2 separate regions of the Homo sapiens genome follow, and region 2 is linked to region 1. Evidence: chromatin contacts called from ENCODE Hi-C or POLR2A ChIA-PET data. All regions are on one chromosome and are shown on one strand. The core of a region is the stretch at or near the end of the contact, and the rest is flanking DNA. Distances in the headings are between cores, read along the strand shown. Region 1 has its middle 180 kb from the start of LINC02513. Region 2 overlaps LOC105374408 (a long non-coding RNA gene).

Evidence for each region. Hi-C counts contacts between places; a loop is a spot of excess contacts on that map. ChIA-PET counts read pairs that join two places held with the same protein, here RNA polymerase II (POLR2A). Pooled maps may share reads with other maps.
Region 2: a map of Calu3 shows a loop between it and region 1 (2.9-fold over the local background). The contact joins two enhancer-like sites. A Hi-C loop is called at or near these places in 5 of 168 maps with a recorded cell type or tissue (Calu3, MCF 10A, PC-9 and 2 more), 1 of 37 single-sample maps with no recorded cell type and 4 of 50 pooled maps. POLR2A ChIA-PET finds 5 or more read pairs at or near these places in 2 of 52 experiments (AG04449 and PC-9).

The regions. Positions count from the first base shown.
Region 1 is chr4:38,186,886-38,193,542 of GRCh38, reverse strand. No RefSeq gene overlaps it. Among named protein-coding and RNA genes, the nearest start is that of LINC02513, 180 kb to the left of the region's middle. RefSeq lists enhancers at 3,817-3,986, 6,159-6,328. Within about 2 kb of position 2,467, at least 9 of the 41 ENCODE cell types and tissues checked have a DNase peak (open chromatin) inside an H3K27ac peak, as active enhancers do.
Region 2 is chr4:38,234,505-38,241,161 of GRCh38, reverse strand. The region is part of intron 1 of LOC105374408 (a long non-coding RNA gene); the gene reads left to right. Among named protein-coding and RNA genes, the nearest start is that of LINC02513, 130 kb to the left of the region's middle. Within about 2 kb of position 3,866, at least 5 of the 41 ENCODE cell types and tissues checked have a DNase peak (open chromatin) inside an H3K27ac peak, as active enhancers do.

The DNA of each region.
Region 1 (6,657 bases), core at 1,218-3,717:
TTGGCATACTCAGAGCTGAAACACTTCCAGTGGAGGTCACCTGCAGCCACTGGCAGCCTTATTTGCATTTTCTGAAGCCCCCTCTTTTCCCCATCCTTGGAGTCAAGGTACATTTACCTGCTGAGAAGTCAGAAGTCTCCCTCTGATGCAACACATGTGGCATTTTCTGAAGCTGATAGTGTTCATGGAAAAGGGCAAAGAATGCTTTTATGCCCATTCAGAGAAGAAGTCCCTTAAATAAACAGTGTTTTCTGTGCCTTGGAACCTGCAAACCCGGGGACTCAGTCCTACTCATCACAGGCTAATTCCCCGGCATGACATAGCCTTCTAGCTCAATTGAGCATGTCCAAAATGTGAGCATGTTAGAGGCTTGTTAAAACACAGATTGCTGGGTCCCACCCCACGGGTTCCATAGGTCTGAGATGGGGCCCCCAAAACATGCATTTCTAACAAGCTCCCAGGTAATTCTGATGCTGCTGGTATGGGAAAAACACACACAAAGCTCCAGAGAGAGCTTTGTAGAATTCCTGCCGCTCTGTTAACACATGCAACACCATTCCTATACACCGGAGCTTCAAACATTCCAGAATACCATATTATTTAAAATCTCAGATGCACAAGTAAGTGTTCGAAGTTAGAGGTAGTGGGAGTGAAGAAATAAGGACAGGTTGAGCCCAGACTGAACAGTAACTTAAGAATAAACCTCTTGAGGACTGGTGGATCCAATAAAGAGGAAGCTGAGAGAGCTTGTTTATAGTCAGGCTTTCTACCTGCTTTCTGAGAGCACCAAAGTTGGTCTGGGCAAAGCCAGTCTTACCCTGCCCTGCCCTGCCCTGCCCGGACCTGCCCAAAGTGTTTTCTCCTTTCTCAGGAGGGAATAGACTTATATCCCAGGCACAGGATAGTGGCTGTATTTGCATTCCCTTCCCAGGAAAAGACAGGAGCATCTCTCCTGCCTGCCCTATGGACCCGTTAGCATCTCCTCCATCAAGTTCCCATTTGGACCCTAGGAGTTCAATATCAACAGCTGAAAGGAAGGTATCCTGAATCTCATATGCAGTCACAGTTCTGGAAAGTCTGGAGGTCAGGAGCTACAAAGTGGATGAGGGACCTGACTCTTGTCTTATCCAAATGACTTTACCCATGTCATTCTCTCTAAATGGATATCCCTTTCTCCTGGGTCTCTTGGTGAACTCCTAGCCTTCTTTCAAATCTCCACTCAGGCATTTCGTCTCTGGGAAGCAATCCTCAGCATCTTGGGTAGACTCCGCAGATCTCCTCTGTGCTTTTGCTCGAGGACATCCACACTTCAGTACTGTGTGAGTCTAAGAGACAGGACCAACGTTCTTAACTTGTGAGTATCCCTAGCCTGTCTCCTCTCTCCTCACCATCGAAAGAGGCCTTTTCCCATTGGTTTTTGCCACTCTCCCTGGGGATAAAGATTTCCCTTGCAGAATTATTCTTTTCTGTAATATAGCATCAAAAGTTAGGGAGAGAAAAATGAAGAGGCAGAAGGAAAGGAGGATATTTAGTAGAGATGAAAGGCATGTGGACTCGGGCTAGAAAGATTTCTTTTCTCTCTACAAGGGTAAAGGGAAAAGTGCACAGGCCAGGGCAGTTTTCTGCAGCGTTTTGAGGAAAGAGTGCCAGGGCAGACTCAGGGTGTGAGGAAGTGGATAGAAAATGGAAGGAGGCTGAATTAAGGGTAGCCTGTGTAGATTCCATTTACAGAGTTTGAAAATACAAGGTTGGGCACAGTGGCTCACGCCTGTAATCCCAGCACTTCAGGAGCCCAAGGTGGGCGGATCATGAGGTCAGGAGATCGAGACCATTCTGGCCAACATGGTGAAACCCTGTCTCTACTAAAATACACAAAAAAATAAGCGGGGCATAGTGGTGCGCACCTGTAGTCCCAGCTGCTCGGGAGGCTGAGGCAGGAGAATGGCGTGAACCCAGGAGGCGGAGGTTGCAGTGAGCCGAGATTGCGCCACTGCACTCCAGCAGCCTGGTGACAGAGCAATACTCTGTCAAAAAAAGAAGAAGAAGAAGGAGAAGGAGAAAGAGCAAAGAACTTAAGTTTTTCTGAAATATCTTTCACTCCCTCTTTCTTTGACTGCTCTGGGACTATATGTTTTTGTTGGGTTACATTTTAGTCCTTCTCTAAAGTCCTTTGATTTTGCCCTTCTCAGTGTTGGGCACAGAGGCTGGCCCATGATATTATATAAGGTTGATGTAAAAGTAAATGCAAAATCGAGTAATGGCAAAAACCACAATTAACGTTTGCACCAACCTAACAGATGTGCAGACTGGGTTAGCCTCTCTCCTCCCTTCTTTCCTCTGTCAGTCTTGAGAAGCCCATCGTGCTGAAAGGGCGACAGCATGGATCAGGGGCTGACAGGACAACTGGAGGGAGAGAGGCCAATAAAACATCCCCCTAAGCCTCCCTGGACCGAATACCAGCCACATAGTGCTGATCTTGGCTGGAAGCCCACCATTTACCAACCCCCTACGGGCCTCTGGGGTATGGCTAATTAAAGACATGGTTACTCATTTCATTCCCAAGTCACTATTTAAGGAAGCAGAATCATGCCATTCCTACAAGGCCTCTGACCCTACACTAGAGGCAAACAATGCTAAGGCTTGTCCAAGTGGCTGTAAGTACAAGGCTATCCAAAGAGCACGGGAGGGGGCAGAGGAGGGGAGACCACAGGCCCCACAGCTGGGCCAGCTGCTGGACTGTCCCTTCTTCAATGTCCTCCTCTCTCCCTTTCCCCAAGGGGCCAGGATCTAGTGACAACCCCTCTATAACCAACCCCCCTGCCAGGGCAACTCCTGTGTTTTCTGGGCATACTCAGAGTCACACAGCTGACTCAGAAAAAAGCACCAAAACGATCTCCTTTTGAATTTCAACTAGCAGCAATTTGGAGCGTTTGGGATTTTTCAGTTATTCTTTAAGAAGTAAAGAAAAACATGGCTTTTAATCAACTAACTCTTGTTGAGATCTGCTCTATGCCAGGCCTGGTGCTAAGATGAGGAAGAACAATGTATGAAATGTAATTCCTGCCCTCAAAGAGTATCTAGTCTTATAGATGAAATAGACACATAAACAAATAAATTACACCAATGCGGAATAAGCATAAACGCAGATATGTACTAAGCACAGTACAGAGTAGGTGGTGATAACCTCTCACTGACAGGAGAAGAAAGGTATGCTAGAAATCTAAGGCGGGCTTTGAGGGGCAAATGGGAGTTCATCAGGTAACCAAGTGAGGGAAGAACATCCCCAGCAGAGAAAAATCCTATGCGAATTCATTTAGATCACAGAGAAATAGGTTGAACCTACTAGTTCCAGTGGGTCTCAAGCTTTTTTAACAAACAACTCTTAATACAAGATAAATGGGGAATGGGGATGCCTGTTCTGAAACATCCAGTGCAAGCATAAAATGTCTTAGACTGGCCAGGTGTGTTGGCTCATGATTATAATCCCAGCACTTTGGGAGCCCAAGGCAAGAGGATTGCTTGAGGCCACGAGTTTGCAGCTGCAGTGAGCTATGGATTCCACCACTGCACTTCAGCCTGGGTGATGGAACAAGAACCTGTATCTAAAAGTAAAAATAAAAATAATTGATTTTCATTTTTAATTATGCAAGTTATGCATCATGGTTTACAATATTCTCATGTATTATGATATTAAAATAAGGTTGTGCATTTCTAGTCAGTAAGTTTACTTGACTTTCCAAATGTACATTGTCAAATAAAATTGATACTCCACGGAAGAAGCAGCTCCATGTTGACCCCTTGGCTTCACATTTGCCTGACTCATCCCTGGGGTCAGAGAAAGTCAGTTTACACTGCAGCCTGAGAACTAAAAAGCCTCTAAAAGGGGTTGGAGAGCCAGGCTCAGTGACTCACGCCTGTAGTTCCAGTGACTCAGAAGGCTGAGGTAGGAGGATTGCTTGAGCCCAGGAGGTCGAGGCTGCAGTGAGCAGTATCTTGCCACTGCACTCCAGCCTGGGTGTCAGAGCAAGACTCTGGCTCAAAAAAAAAGAGGGGTGGTGACCAGAGACCAGAGCTTTGTCTCTGAATGTTCAAGTGACTTTTCACACTCATATTTAGGACTGTTGACCAGGTGTGACCACAGTCCCAGTATTTCCACTCCTCTGGAGGTTGAAAGTTTTTCCCCATTCCTGTTAGCCCTCTCTGACTACCACGCTGGTTGACTTGAGGAAGATGCCACCTGTGGGGTCAGGGAAGCCAATCAGGCAATGAAAGAGTGGGCAAGGGGAATCTCTCCCACAAAACCAGCATCCAGGGGCCTTCCAAGCTAAGTGTGCAACTGATAGCCAATCAGATGTAGGGCACCACTGGAGGTTTTAAAAAACCACCTCAAATGAGAGGTCATTGATTCTCCAATCCCAATGCTAGGTTACACCCCAGACCAATTAAGTCAAAACTCAGGGAGTGGCATCCAGGCTTAGAATGTATTAAACCTCCCTGGTGATTCCAATGTGCCAACAAATTTGTGAGTCAGTGAGCGAGGTCACTGTGGTTCTCAACCTGGCTGCACGGGAGAGTCACCTGAGGAGGTTTTTATACCTATGGTGGGGGAGCCACGCCCCAGCCCCATAGATCAGAATCTTCCGGGTTTGCGGCTGGGCAGCAGAATGGCCCTTAGACCCGGGAAGGGAGCCAGCCTATCCTGGCCTGTGCCCTGGGGCACCTTCCTTGAAATTTTCCAGGTTGCACATCCGTGCCTACACCTGCAGGAACTGTCAGAATCGTCCCCGGGGGCACCCTGAGCAAGGATCAGGATGCAGGTACCCACAGAGCTTGGTGACTCGTGCCTTTGCAATCGTCACGACTAGGAGGGTGGCCTGGGCCACTCCCACTGCCCAGAGCAATGTTTCTTGCATGAGAGGTGAGGCCACCAGTGGTGCTGATTTGGGGCAATTCACTCACATGGCGTATAGGGCATGTTCAGGGCCCTGGCTACAGACCATCCACCGCAGACCCCACTTGAGTCACATGTGTGGGTTGTGCATGGCTCTCGCCCTCCATGCTGGGATCCTCCTAAGGTCCTCCACACTGAGCAGTAGGGGCTGCGACATTAGCTGTGCACGCCTGATTGCGGCCACCCAGGCCAGCCACCCACACCTGCTGCAGGCTCCACAGTCTTCCCAGGGTGGCTGTCCAGTCCATTGCTCCTAAAGGCAAACAGACCCTGCGGGTCATTGTCCTCTCATCTCCCACAGATGCAGTGATGTCCCGCAGTCGCTGTCGGTCTCAGGCCGTGCCTGATGAGGGTAGACAGTTGCAGGAAGAGGCCTGCTCTTCTCACTCTTTCCACAAGCCACTACCCTACAGGCTGGTGGCACTGCCTGGCAGGCAGGAATGCAGTCCCTATGGAAATATACCACATTTCAGGAAGGTAGTAATTACTGCCTGGTGGATTCAGAACATGGTTGGAAGGTATCTGTATTAGTCTGTTCTCATGCTGCTAATAAAGACATACCCGAGACTGGGTAGTTTATAAAGGAAAGAGATTTAATGGACTTGCAGTTCCACGTGGTTGGAGAGGCCTCACAATCATGGTGGAAGGCAAGGAGGAGCAAGTCAAGTCTTATATGGATGGCGGCAGGCAAAGAGAGCTTGTGCAGGAAAACTCCCCTTTATAAAACCATCAGATCTCATGAAACTTATTCACTATCATGAGAATAGCATGGGAAAGACCCGCCCCCATGATTCAATTATCTCCCACAGGGTCCCTCCCACAACACATGGGAATTACGGGAGCTACAATTCAAGATGAGATTTGGGTGGGGACACAGCCAAACCATAACAGTATCCTACGTTTGTGCTAGAAAACTTTAAAGAGTAAGTTTCACATCACCAAAAAAGAATTATCCTTCACACTTTCTTGCATACTGGGAAAGACTTGCATTTTCTGTTCACCAAGGGGAAAGCACCTTTAACAGACCATTGAGAGCTGATAATCACATCGAACACACCAGATGAGACAGTTGACCCTTAACAATGAAACAACCCTCAAATTAACAGTATTGAGGCAAAGCAGAAACAAAATCTATTCTTTCAATACAAACTGTTCTGAAGAGCCCTGGCATTGTAATAACAGTGTTGCTATCTTTCTCTTACAGTAGGAGATATGAAATTAATCAGGAATGGTACATTTGATGATAAAGAACAGGAAGAGATTCTGTCTAAACCCCGCGAAGAATCTCTATGTGCACTAACTGGACAATACATAAATCATAAGTAACTCTCTTCTACCCATTCTAATTTTTCTTCAATGCATCACTGTACCTCATATGGGCCCATAAATTTTGTCATGCATTTTCTAGTCAGCTTATTTTTATAGATAAGTGCCCCAGCAAACAATGTGTACCGAGGACCCTGCACATGCTAGGGAAAATCCCACTGGGCATCTTGGGTATTTCTTTCAAAATCTTCCAGGTGATTTCCATTTTGTACCCAGGGTTGTGAGTCCCTATGCCAGAAGCGAGAAGGTGGATGTCCACATGTCAACCAGCTGGTTTCAGCCAGCGACAGAGAAGGGCTACAGGGAGTGTTACAGGTGGGACTGTATCCCCCTAACATTCATATGTTGAAGTCCTAACCCCCAGTAGCTCAGACGGTGAC
Region 2 (6,657 bases), core at 2,617-5,116, 46 kb before region 1:
GAAACTCTGTCTCAAAAAAAAAAAAAAACCCAAAAAACTGGCAATGGAAGGAAAGCAATCAACTTACAATATCACCAAAAACATGATATATTTTGAAATAATTTTAACAAAATATGTGCAAGACTGGTACAATGAGAACTACAAACATTTACTGACAAAAGTCAAGGAGAAACTGGACAAATGTAAAACATAGCATGCTCATGAATTGGAAGACTCAATAGTGTTGTCAGTTACCCAAACTGATCTACACATTCAACAAAATATCAATGTCCAGGTAGCCATTTTTTAGGAATTAACAAGCCAATTATGACACTTATATGGAAGTAAAATACAAGAGATCTAAGATGGCCAAGACAATTTTTTAAAAGAAGAGCAACATCAGAGACTTACAGTATAAGATTTCAAGACTTAAAATCAGTAATCAAGAGAACCTGGTATTGGCATAAGAATAGGCATGCGGATCAATGCAGCAGGATAGGGCTTCCATAAATAGACCCACACAGATATGGTTGATTGATTTTAAACATTGATTTTCTTTTTTTTTTTTTTTGAGATGGAGTCTCGCTCTGTCACCTAGGCTGGAGTGCAGTGGCGCGATCTCAGCTCACTGCAACCTCTGCCTCCTGGGTTCAAGCAATTCTCCTGTCTCAGCCTCCAGAGTAGCTGGGATTACAGGCGTGCGCCACCACGCCTGTCTAATTTGTATTTTTAGTAGAGACGGGGTTTCACCATATTGGTCAGGCTGGTCTCAAACCCCTGACCTCAGGTGATCCACCCACCTCAGCCTCCCAAAGTGCTGGGACTACGGCATGAGCCACCACGCCTGGCCTAAACATTTGATTTTCTATGGTGGAAAGGATAGTATTTTAAACACGTAGTGTCAGAACAGCTGGACAGCCATATGGGAAAAAAATGAACCTGTACCCCATACTATACACCAAAATTAACTAGAGATGCTAATAGATGCTAGAAATATAAAACTTCTAGAAAAAGTAGGACAAAATCTGCAATCCTGATGTAGACAAACATTTATTAGGCAAGACACAAAAACTATGAACCATGGGGAAAGACATTTATAAATTGGACTTTATCAAAATTAAAAACTTTGCTCCTTTCATCATTAATGAAAAGGCAGACCAAAGTTGGGAAGAAAATTTTTGTAATACATGTGTCTGACAAAGGACTTGAATCCTTCGTATATCCTTTTAATCCTTTGAATATCAAAAGAATTCTAAATTATAATAAAGTAAACAAACCAATAAAAAGTCAGCAAAAGACTTGACACTTTACCAAAGAAGATATGCAAAAAATTGTCATGCCTTGCTCAGTCCTGGCAAGAAGTTCATTGTCCTTCACACACGTGTGCACACTCACTCACTCACACACACGTATTCTTTTCCTTGACCACTAAAAGTTCGCCTGTCCTTCAAGGCTCTGTTTAAATATCCTTCTTCTTAAGTCATACTTTACCCTCAAGGTTCTTCTGTTCCTCTGTGTTACTTATTACTTTGTATGAGCCTTTATTATGAAACTTGTCTCATTCTATTATGATGATCTGTTTCGAGTCTGTTTCCTCCACTTGAATGTGAAGACTGTCTTCTTCATCTTGTTCTCTTCACCACCAAGCACAATGCCTGGCATAGAATAGATGCTAAATAAATGTCTATAAATAGAGGGAACAAAACATTTCTTCCTGAAATCTTGGAATGCAAATTATATCCCATTCCTATAATTTCTGTTAAATTAGGATTACTAGGGGAATAAGGAATCCTAGATCCATGAAATCAAACCATTTTAGAACTCAGAAGATCTCAGTTGTTTACAAATTGTATTCTGCAAACCTGAGAAGCCACCTGCAAAAGAGCCTCCTGCAAAGGCTGAGGTTCCTCTATAACCTCATTTTGGAGGTAATGCAGTAACAATGTCCAGGATTTCCTCTGTTGAGTCTTCTAAAAGTTACTTTTTAAAAATCCTCTTTTATTAGAAATTTAGATGTTTACCAAGTGATTGCTTCATACCTGTTATTAGAGGGCCCTCTGGCATGTTGGACTAATGATTTTGATGATCCTTTTCAGTCCTAACAATCTACTATTAGGTACACCCCAACCCCATTCCCCCCAAATCGACTGTGGTATCATTTTTTGTTTTTTTTTTTTGAGATGGAGTTTCACTCTTGTTGCCCAGGCTGGAGTGCAGTGGCACGATCTCAGCTCACTGCAACCTCCGCCTCCCGGGTTCAAGTGATTCTCCTGCCTCAGCCTCCCGAGTAGGTGGGACTACAGGCATGCACCACCATGCCTGGCTAATTTTTGTATTTTTACTAGAGATGGGGTTTCACCATGTTGGCCAGGCTGGTCTCAAACTCCTGACCTCAGGTGATCCGCCCACCTCGGCCTCCCAAAGTGCTGGGATTACAGGCGTGAGCCACTGCGCCCGGCCTGTTTCATTTTTATTCAAAGCTAAAGTATTATGTTGGTGCAAAAGTAATCGTGGTTTTTTCCATTAAAAGTAATGGCAAAAACCGTGATTACTTTTGCACCAACCTAATAATAAATAGTGTATAAAGCAGATGACCTTTCTCCTTGAGGTTCAGAAATTCACTACCTTCCACTGGTCTTCAGACACACTCTTCTATGTTGCCACAGAATGCACCATGACCTCTGTTGTGCTCCTTCAATCCAACCCCCGCTAAGCACCTCTTCACATCTGTCTCTATCTCACCTCACTGATTCGGATATAAACACTAGAGAGCTAACATTCTGCAGGAGAGACAAGAAAGTACTCTCTGTGGGTTAAAAAAAAATTGTTTTCATACCATAAAGTAATACACCTCCACTGTAGAAATGTAGGGAATTTGGATGAGAAAAAAATTGAAATTACTTTTAGTGCTACATTACACAGTGGATCACTTTTAATCATTTCACAGCAATCTTGCCAGTCTTTCTGTATGTAAGTGTGTGTGTAACCAAAATGGGATCATAGTGTTGTAGAGTCTCTTTCTTCTGCCTTAAACCACATATTGGACATATTCCAATGATGTTAAAATTCATCTCTAACATTTATTTTTATATTTAGCAAAATATCTCTAACAATCCCCTACCATTGAGCAGAGAGGTTATTTCTAATTTGAAGCCATTATAACAAACTCTACAATGAAAATCCTATTTCCTACAGCTCTAAGAATTGTCCTCATTATTTCTTTAGCATAAATTCCTTGAAGTAGAATTCTGCATCAAAGGGTATGTTAAAAATTTGAAACAACTTTTATTTTTATTCCGCAACATTTAATATTTTTTATTATTTTACTATTATTATTATTTTTGAGACAGTCTCGCTCTTTCACCCAGGCTGGAGTGCAGTGGCATGATCTCTGCTCACTGCAATCTCCACCTCCCTGGTTCAAGTGATTCTCCTACCTCAGCGTCCCGAGTAGCTGGGATTACAGGCACCCGCCACCACGCCCGGCTAATTTTCGTATTTTTAGTAGAGATGGGGTTTTGCCATGTTGGCGAGGCTGGTCTCGAACTCCTTACTTCAGGTGATCCACCCACCTCGGCTTCCAAAAGTGCTGGGATTTCAGGTGTGAGCCACTGCCCCCAGTCAACATATAATATTTTAATGTAGGTTTTGCAAGAGGCTTCCACTAGCACACACAGCTCGTCTTGGATTTTGGACTGTGCAAGTTTCTGGTTAATTAAATAATTTTGGTTGTTGAACTCATGGTTGCCAAATATGTATATGCTGTAAATGAATCATCCAGCATGGATTTTTCCTTCCACCAAAAGTCCCCAGCAAGTTGGCATTTCCTGTGAACTGTTTCACTCTAACTTAGCTAAGGTTGCTCACATCTGGCCCTTCCTGTTTTCTACCTCCTAGTGGATGTGTGTGCTTTGAATCACGCTGCCCTCGATTGCTAACTCTCCTTTGGCCAGATCCTGCCTTTAAATCCAGGAGCATTTGTCACTAGCAAGTCTTTCATTCATTCTTCTTTGCCAGTTTGTAACACCTTGTCATTAGGTGACCTTGGTCAATTTCAACAAGGTGTTTGTATCTTATAGGTCATTAATAAAGATTAAAGGGGCAACGCCCAAGCTGACCTCCCTGGCCCCACCCATGCCCCACCTTGTCAGTTTCATCCCTGCGTTTCACGACACTTCCATGCTTTCTCATTTCAGCCCACATGACCACACATTTGGACTCCACCATCAGAACCCCCTGCAGTGCCTTAAGCAGTGAGCACACTGTGGAACTTGAAGACTCCACCTCCCATTTGATTTTCCTCAGGCTCATTTAAGAGCCCCCCCTCCCACGTACCTTTTCATATCCATTCTCCACCTTCCCTAGCTTGCTCTGTACCCCAGGAGGCTGGCTAGGAAGGGTGCCTCAATGGACTCCACAGCCCCTGCCTTCCAGTTAGGTTCAGCCTATAGGGAGCACTGTAGGAGGTGGGAGGGATGTTGGTGTGAGGTCAGGGTCCCTCACTCAGCTTCCTCCCCGGGTTGCTGCAGGATGGCTGAGTCCTTCTACTGAAGGCCCAACCTCTTTACACAGCTATCCCTCCAAAGTCTCCCACCCGCACACTCTCCTTGCCCTTTCAGCCCCAGGGGTGTGTGATGGTTAATATTAGGTGTCAACTGGGCTGTACTGAGGGATGTCTAGATAGCTGGTAAAGTCTTGTTTCTGGGTGTGCCTCTGAGGGTGTTGCCAGAAGAGATTGACACGTGAGTCGGTGGACTGGGAGAGGAAGACCCACAATCGATGTGGGTGGGCACCATCCAATTGGCAGCCAGCATGGCTGGAATAAAGCATGCAGAAAAAGCTGGAGGAGCTTCGCTTGCTGAGGTCTCTGGCTCTCTTTCTCCTTCCCACATAAAAGCTTGCTTCTGCTCCTCCTGCTCTTGGACATCAGGCTTCAGGTTCTCTGGCCTTTGGAATCTGGGAGTTGCAGCAGCTGCTTCACGGTGGGGGCTCTCGGGCCTTCAGCTGCAGACTGAAGGCTGCACTGTTGGCTTCCCTGGTGTTGAGGCTTTTGGACTTGGACTGCGCCACTACCGGCTTCTGTTTCCCCAGCTTTCAGGTGGCCTTTCGTGGGACTTGACCTTGTAATCGTGTGAGCCAATGCTCCCTAATAAACTCCCTTTCGTATATTCATATATCCCATTGGTTCTGTCCGTCTGGAGAACCTGACTAATACAGGGTAGGAACAGTCTCCAGTGGCTCCCCTACAACTCGCCCATCTCATGTGAATAGTCTATTAAACCCTCCTCCGTCTACTCAGTATGAGAGTGGCATCTGTTCTTTACTGGGATCCTGATACACCATATAATATGACCAGCTCTAGGATAATGCCACCACAGGGCTGGGCTGCACACAGTCCAAGCCCATCACCTCTGCCTCCAGACAAACTGCAGTTACCCCTAATCTGCCTCCCATCCTTCTCTCAGATCCACAAATGTTTAGTTCTTTTGGAGCTCTCACATTTGTTAATATAAAAGACTTAGAAACTCTTTTAACAAGAGTTATTTCAGATGTTTCAGAATTTTCCATTTATTCATTTAACAAATATTTATCAAGCGCCTCCTATGCGCCAGACACTTGAGCTAGACACGGAGCACACATCTATGAGCAAAGCAGACATGCTCTGTGCTGTGAGAATGTGCAGAAGCTGTGAAACTAGTGACCCAGAATGTTCTGAAGAGGCACAGCTTTTTGCAAAAAGAGTGCCTTTTATTATATGCATTTCAAATGGGTGAAAGTGTCTATTTTTTGCTGGGGGCTTAAAGTAATATTCCATGATATCCTATTTTTGTGGAAATCCAAGAAAATAGGAAGGCAGTTGTTCCTAAGAAAAGGAACATTTTGAAAGGGAGGGGAACCTTCATGTCCTTGTAATCAAAGGCTTGCCCCCAGCACCCAACAGTCCCTTCAATCTTGGCATGGCTGAAGCAGTGTTGTCACCTTCATGCCATCTGCCCTGCCTCTGCTCTTCCCAAGGCTGTTGTCTTCACACACCTGACCCATCCCAGCCTGTTAGGCAAGCTGTGCATGTCCCAAGATGCTCACATGTACCACCCAGGACCCCTTTTCCTCCCTGACATGGTCTCACTCCTAGCCAATTTCTTCTAGAGTTTACACCTTGGACATGGCTACCTTTACCACCACCACCTCTGGACCCATGAAATTGGTGCTTCTTCTAAACTTTCCAGGCTTTCAACTCTTGTTTATTCCCAGTGAGTATGTTTGAGCTTATCCTCTGGTTTTCTGTATCCCACAAAGGAGCCCCTCTCTTGGTTCTGGTCCCTTAAATCCCAATTCCTAACATAAGCTCTGGACTTTCTCTGTCTCCTCCACCAACTCTCAAAACTCAAGAGTTCTTTTCCAGTCAATTCTTATTAACTTTTCTTCAGATGCCTCAAGATCAGTCCCCTTCCTTTTCTTTCTTCTGTACTCTCCCTTTGTGCTTCCCTTTGTAACATTTTTGCTTCTCACTCTTCCTAAGAAGAGCTAAAGGAGGTCCTTGCCTTGAAAAACAGATGTTTTCCTGGGGAATTGTGTCATGAAGTTTTTATAACATTTGAAATTCAGTCAATATGTTTAAGATAATGATGTTGAAAATAGTAATAATAGCTTCCGATTACTATGTTCTCCACATACTGG